Regions from separate parts of the Mus musculus genome. Here all the other regions are linked to region 1. The links are chromatin loops, found by intact Hi-C in ENCODE. Cell type or tissue: left cerebral cortex. All regions are shown on one strand.

Region 1 (2,500 bases):
ACACCCTGCATTGGCAAAATCCACTATGATCCTATTATGGATCTATGTATGTTTTACCAAAGAACATTAGGCAAAACCATAGCTTCCCAGAAGATACTTGCCAATGATAGCTCTTGTCTTGCTTCTCCTCTTGATACTTCTTAACAGCCTACCACCCTTTGCATCTCTCCAATGGAGAAAGAACTATTGGTCCAATTCCCATCCACCTGTAATATTTCTCATTAATTCTCAGTTTTAATATTTAAGATCACACATCATCAACAGAGAAGTCAGATGGAGAGATTGTAGGATGGGTGGAGGAATGGAAGGGTATATGAAAATTGACTCCTCCAGTATTTAGATGGCATGGCTAAAGCTCTACTGATTCTATGCTAGGTGTTCCTCCACAACTTTCCCTGTGTGATCTCAGGAAGCTTCAAAATGCTATCAAATATCTCTTAATTCTGCCTGTGAGTGCACCACAGTAACAGCAAAATAAATATCATACTCAACACCCACCGTGGTATATCTGTTTAACTCTACATCCTTCACAATAATGACCCTGGCTCTGTCCCTGCACATGTCTAATAAAGACACGTTTCTTTCTAAGAAAGATGCTTCCAACCAAAAGTGCCTCTTGGTGGAAGTTTTGGGTTCCATAGTATCATAGTTTTAGGTTCCATAATAATCAGGGTGGTTTATTTACATCAAAGATCTCCAAAGCGAATCACAAGTATAGAGTGGAATATTCTGGGAAGTAGTCATGATTGTGTATGTCCTTGACTTATGTCTTCAGATCCAAAGCCCTGGATTTGAATATACTCTTCCTCAGAAAGCATCAGCTACATAAATTACCTAAGAATTAAATGATTTTTATAACAACTGGCCTTGCTACTGGAACTAACAACAAGAGACCTTGAAGCCTAGTTCTGGTCCAGATTTTAACAACAGGAGCAAGAACCAACAGGCAACTTGTACAGTTTTGTTTGTAGAAATCATGTACAACAATGTCAGATTGTTTACTAAATGTCCTTCTGAATCTAGTAGATCTTTGGACAATGCTTTCTGAGAGGAGAATCTATTTGCTAAGCTCTTGAGAAGGTAGAAGTTGTTAGGCTGTAAAACCACATTCTCATACAATGCAATTTAGTATTGGATTGTTCTTCAGAACCTATTCTTATCACTGGTGGTGTGATCTTGTGAAAAGTGCTGTCAACATCCACACAATAAGAAGAAAAGTCATCCTTCTCTATATTACGGTGATGTGACAGTCTCCTAGACACCAAAACCTCACACAGGGCTCAGCACATCCTTCCCTAGAATGGGTGCCACTATTAATTGTGAAAATTGTACTTCATTGCACCTGCCAACTTCTTACTGGTTCAATTTCCTCTTCTCCATTTAGCACCTCCCTAATTTTCTTTCCAGTATGAATGGACAACAATTTCACTCTTCCATTTCTCTCTACTTATTCACAACCTTGGGGCTTTCCTCCATGTTGCTAACTGAAGGAATTTCTTAACGAATTAAAGACAGCCCTCCCCATCCCCCACCCCCGATGAATTCTGGTGCCAGTTAATACTACTTTTTTTTCCCCACCCGGACAGATGACCTTCTCTAACAGCTATTATTTTTGTATACTCAGATCTGTTTTCTTACATAAGATCTGGCTTCAGTCCTACTTCTCTGAAGAAAGATGAAACCTCTTGGGGAATCTGCTGTGAATCACCATCTCTATTTCTGCAGAGCGCCTGGCTCTTGCTGAATCTAGAAGCCAGGCCAGCTTCTAGGAGAAGCCAAATCACCGCCTACTATGGGAAGAAACCTGGGAGAGGATGGGCAGAGCTCTTAGCAACAGCAATACCCAGTGCAGGGAAGCAGCAAAAGCTTCCCTGGGCTTGAAAAAAATCTCAAAGAGTACTTCTATTCTTTAAGGGAGATTTTGCTTCCAGGAACTGACTGACATGTGAGTCTAAAGAGACATCTGTAGGAGAGATTTTTAGGGAAAAGACCCTTGGACTCAGCTCAGTTTCTTTACAGGAGGCTCAGTCAAGATAGGAGAAAATGGAAATTCCTTAACAAATTAGAAATAGCCTGCTGCTAACACCACAGACTAGGAACTGCTCTTGGTCTGAATTTTTGGTAAATCTGTAATTATACAATGACAAATACATGTTTTTGCTCCACAGTTGGAATGGATCTTACTTATATAAACGAATTGTGACATTTGGAAGAAGGAAGTAAATAACAGAGAGGTCATGTGACTTACTCAGTGCTGCATAGCCAGGAACCTGTGAGAGCCATAGATCCCTCAGGGGTTGGGAACCTCAGGACCCAGCTTCCTGGATATAGATAAATCTGCTCTCTGGAGTCATAGAAGATCTATCAACTGACAGGGTTCTGTTTCCTTTGATGTTCACACAAGCTCTCACCCCAGTAGGGAGCTGGGCCAGGAAGAGTTGAAAGCACCTGCCCCCAGGTCTACAGAAGGACGCATGAAAGATCCAGACTCAAATGCAGA
Region 2 (2,500 bases), 350 kb after region 1:
ACCCCTGTAGAGGATCCAAGTTTGGTTCCTAGCATCCACACGGAGTGACTCACAACCACCTTTAACTCCGACTCCAGGGTATCTGATCTGGCATCCATGGGTACCTGGACTTAAACATTTGAATGCACATGTGTGAATGCACATACATATGTTTTTCTTTCTTTTATTGAAAATAGATTTTTTCATATGATATATTTTGATTATGGTTTCTCCTCTCCCCTCCTACTCCTAGTTTCTTCCTGTCTGCCCCCTCATCTGGATCTTTTTTGTCTCTGGTTACAAAATAGAAAATAAGAAATAATAATAAAATTAGATAAATCAAAAACAAACAAATCATAACAGGACGAAACAGCCAAACAAGATAAGAGCCAACAGAAAAAAAGACACGAGGAACACAATAGATGCAGGGACACATGTGTGTTCATATTCAGGAATCCCATACAAACCCCAAACCAAAAGTCATAGTATATACACAGAGGACCTGTAAGGTAGGAAAAAAACTGCTTTTAAAAAATAAAAAATAAAAATTTCAAATGAGCTACTATATACATACACATGTTCAAGTATAATAGGAAACTGTAGAAGATATTTATTATAAGCTAAATCCAAGCCAATCATTACTGGATGTGTGACCTTAGCCAAGTCAGAGCTCAGGGTCTGCTCCAAAATGAGACTGTGGGATAAGAGAATTGATCACACCATTGCTCCCAGCCCCATTAGGCAGTAAAGCCTATCAGAAAACAGATGTGTGATCCTTTTAGAATGACAACAACAGCTGAAGGGAAGCAGTGTGTTCACGAAAACTCAACCCTCTATTTAACTAACCCACTCCTACGTGATTGGCATTCCTCATTCAGGAAGTGAAGGGACCTTTGAGACATGAGGCATCTGGTGATGACCATTACGTTCTGGGGAAACAGAAACATGGGCTGTAGGGTGGATAACTTGGATGCTTTCTGTCTCTCTTACACTGAAACCTAAGGAATTCCCATCACAGTTGCATGCAGATCTACAAGACCTGTATGGGGTAGAATGCTCCTTGATAAACCAGACTCTCAACACTTGGGAATCCGTCAAGTCTGTGAGTGTTTCCAAATGGGAGGAGAGAGGTAAATGCTAAGTCACTTCCCTGCTCTATCTCCCTATAGCCCACTTGCTCTTGAGAAGAAAGTGTTCCTTCCTCTTCCATATCTAAGCCAGCCTCACTTGTGTTTCTGACTTCCAAGGCTGCATCCTTGTCTTCCTGGTCACTGCCTTCCCACAAAAAACCTCTGTATTTGATATCCACACTATCACAGACACAAGGCAGTTGTAGGTAGCAGATTCCTGCTGAAGTTGGGGAGGCAGCCAAGAAGATTTATAGAGAGCAGAAAATAGCTTCCAATTAAACGTTAAACACTGAACAAGAAAGGCAGCTTGCACCCCTTGCTAAGGAGGATGCCAGATCACTTTGTCATTGCTGTTTTTGTTAGCACCCCAAGAAGCCACATGGCTCTTCATCTCTCCTACTCTAAGCTTCCAGACACCAGAAACTTCTTGCCTTGCCTTCTTATCTACACTGAGCTCACCATGACCCCTACAATGGCCTGCATGATGTAGGAAAGGTATAAGGGAGCTTGCCTTCATCAGCTAATATGTCCACTCATTCCTTAAAACCACAGATTTATTTATGCAAGCAAAAAAAGCTTGTCTTTTATAGACAGTACATCAAAAAAGTCTCATTTTCCTTATAACTTTTCCACTCATTCTCTGCAACTACAAAAAAAAAAAAAAAAAAAAAAAGAAAAGAAAAAAGAAAATAAAAATAGGCATTTGCCATGCATGGTGGCACATGCTTTAATCTCAGCACTCAAGAGGCAGAGGCAGGAGAATTTCTATGAAGGCAAAAACCAGCCTGGTCTACTACAGTGAGGTTCAGGATATCCACTTCTATGTAGAGAGACCCTGTCTAAAAAAATAATAATAAATAAATAAATACCTAAAGTGAACAAAGTGATTATTTTCAAATTACCTATTTCTGGATTTCTCTGATCATGTGGCCTCATCTGATTTGTCTTTGTTGTGATTTCAGTATGGAATGTCCTGCTCGCTATGAATGGGCAGCCCTGTCTGGAAGGTTATAGAACCTTTAGGCAGTGGAACTGTGCTGAAGGAAGGGACTGAGTGGTGGGATCTGAGGTTTACTAGCCTCTTTACTCCTTGCTTCCTGACTGTGAATGGCAACTGTGAATTGCATGTGACCAGATGACCCTCATGCTTCCCCATCATGATAGGTTGTACCCCCTTAAACTGTGAGCCAGAATAAGCCCTTCCCCCTGGAAGTTGCTACCTGTCAAGCATTTCATCTAAGCAACTAGTATCACCATAGTAACTAAGGCAGTTTTTAGATGGATAACTTCCTGAGAAACGAAAAGCACTAAGCCATCACTCAGCCAAGGAGGTTAGGATGATTTCTATGTGCTCAGCCCAGGGAGTGGCACTATTAGGAAGTATGGCCTTG
Region 3 (2,500 bases), 270 kb after region 1:
ACAAACACACACACACACAAATTTTGGGTCCAATTCTATTGTATATCAATTTTGATTAAAAAACATTTGATGTTAAAACTGAGAAACACTACAACTAAATCATCACACACTTCCTCTCTTGACCATCAGGAATTAAAAATACTGTGATATCTCCTCTGGTTTGTCTGTACTCATTCTTTTCCTAGGACTATCCAGCTTTTGGGAATATCATCTCTACATGGTGAAAGAGGCTGAAGAGGCAAATCAGATATATAAAACCTCTTAAACCTTGTCTTATAAGTGGCAGTTGTCACTTTGACCCATATGCTCTTGTCCAGGCAAGTCACATGGGCAAGCCCAAAGCCAATCCTTCCTACTAAGGGCAGATGCCAAAGATGAGACCAAAAGGAAGGCCAATGGATAGGACAAATAATACCAGGGCTCAATTCTCCTGCTTCTGCCCAGCAATTGTTCTACTGTCTTGCTGTGTGTTAACAACCTAGCTTTTTTTTCTCATGTTCCAAGCAAATGTTCTTAGTCTCCTCCACATATATTCCAGAATCACATGCCTCTCTGATATTTGGTTTACTTCTCTCTTTCTAATGAATGTCTGAACATGTTCTTGGTTAAGACAGTAAATGTTGAGTGTTCTTTACTGTGGGTCTTGAAGAACTCATGTTAAGGCAAACAGCAAAGACCCAATCCTTTGAAAGAGATAACCTCAAATATCATCATCTATGAGTTCTTTCTTTAAAGTTACCAATTTCCCTCAAAGTGGAATTTTTCACATTTTAATCAGGGGAAGGTGATGGCTGCCAACATTTTTGTAGCAGAGATGGGAAAGTGTGACGATCGTCATTAAAATAACTCTCCGAAGATGATTCAAGGAAAGAGAAAGGCATCCATATGGGAAGTCTAAAACTCAAGATGGAATAGTAAGCAAGTGGTAGATCTAAACCGGGAAGGAGGAACACAATGCCAAACAGTTTTCAACAACCACCCAATTTCTCACTCCTCACTGTGTGCTCCCCTGATGGCAGAAATGCTTGTAGCAGTTTTGTTCCTAACTGAAAAGGCAGGGATGGGGCAGTGGAATACCCATCAGCAAGATAATGGATAAGGGTTAGAGATGGGAAGGTGGAATGTCCCTCAAGAGGACGGTAGATACAGTCATGGTTTTCTCATTCAAATTTGTATGAAATAGTGGTGAGCAAGGAAGAAATGCAGTGGCATAGAACAATATGTATTCTTGGAAATAAAATGTCAAGCTTAAAAACCAAGGCAAATCCCAAGAGAGATTATAACATTTTAACACCCTAACAAAAGTTTCTAAGCAAGCTTAATTAAAAATAAATGTTATAGCTCAGTGGTTAAGAACACTAGCTTCTTTTCCAGAGGAAATTAGTTCAGTTCCTAGCGCCCATATCAGATGTCTCACAACTACCTCTAACTCCAGCTCCAAAGTTTCTGATTCTCTTTGGGAACCTGATCACATGTGGCATGAACACACACACATACAAGAATAAAAATAGAAATAAATCTTTTAAAATGTTTCTGTGCTTATTGTGATTAAATAAGGCAAAATTCAGAGAAGTGTTTCCCTCTGAGAAAGGAAGAGGGTAGAATATGTAAGTAAAGCTTAAACCATGCATTTGGAAGTGGGCATACAATGTTCCATATATTATTCTGTTTTATAACTTGTATAAATCATTAAATATATGGAAATATTTCAGACACATTATCAAAAGTAAAACATGAGATAGAAATAAAGACCAGAACAGAGTTTCAGAAGATGTTTTCAGAAGATGTTTCTAGTAGCCTTATAATATTTTGGGTAAGTGTAGAAATGCTAATTTGAAGTCTTAATCTAGAAAGGCTTGTTCAAATTGTAGGCAAAACAGGCAAGTATAAAGGAACTCACCCTGGAGTGGTAGTGCATACCTGTAATCCTAGCAGTTGGGAGGCTACAGCAGGAGGATCATAAGCTTTGGGCTAGCCTGGGCTACATAGTGAGATTCAGTCACTAAACTAGGACAAAAGACAATTTCAAACTAAGATAAATTATGGAAAATTATACTAAATAACAGAACAAAATAAAATACTGAGCAAGTAAAACATAAAAATGAAATCAATCGATAACATAAGACATAAATATGCATGCTCACCAATTGAAAGGGATACATAAGAATTTGTAGAGCTCTAGGAAAATATTATATATTAGATAAAAGAATACAGAATGATAGGGAGGGAGGAACCTATATAACAGGAAAAAAGTAAATGAAAGAAATCTGACTTTATATCAGAGAAAAGATAAAGATCAAAAGCATTCTTAGAATTAAAAGGCATCACTATATAATAGCAACGTTTTCCTTTACATCAAAGATACAACCACCATGACTAGTGAGACATAATCATAATATAGCCTCAAAACTTACTGAGAAAAAAAATATGATCTGGAATTAAGGTGGCTCCTTTCTTTTTCTTTTTTTTTAAATTAGGTATTTTCTTTATTTACATTTCA

Evidence for each region. Peaks named below come from ENCODE experiments on the same cell type or tissue, not always from the same donor. Only the 100,000 strongest peaks of a DNase experiment are listed, where the experiment ranks them.
Region 2: it touches region 1 in a loop (15-fold over the local background); 3 of 42 quality-filtered maps call a loop at or near these places.
Region 3: a loop joins it to region 1, with 3 times the contacts of the local background. A loop is called at or near these places in 2 of 42 quality-filtered maps.

Annotation. Positions count from the first base shown.
Region 1 is chr5:44,875,372-44,877,871 of GRCm38, forward strand. No RefSeq gene overlaps it. Among named protein-coding and RNA genes, the nearest start is that of Gm36076, 49 kb to the right of the region's middle. In left cerebral cortex, no CTCF peak of the experiment used is centred here; DNase peaks (open chromatin) are centred at 1,301, 1,784 and 2,362; H3K27ac peaks cover 2,290 bases.
Region 2 is chr5:45,228,902-45,231,401 of GRCm38, forward strand. The region is part of intron 4 of D5Ertd615e (DNA segment, Chr 5, ERATO Doi 615, expressed); the gene reads right to left. Among named protein-coding and RNA genes, the nearest start is that of Gm46912, 67 kb to the left of the region's middle. In left cerebral cortex, no CTCF peak of the experiment used is centred here; DNase peaks (open chromatin) are centred at 1,075 and 1,395; H3K27ac peaks cover 624 bases.
Region 3 is chr5:45,143,471-45,145,970 of GRCm38, forward strand. The region is part of intron 5 of D5Ertd615e (DNA segment, Chr 5, ERATO Doi 615, expressed); the gene reads right to left. Among named protein-coding and RNA genes, the nearest start is that of Gm46912, 18 kb to the right of the region's middle. In left cerebral cortex, a CTCF peak has its summit at 1,022; DNase peaks (open chromatin) are centred at 873 and 1,397; H3K27ac peaks cover 961 bases.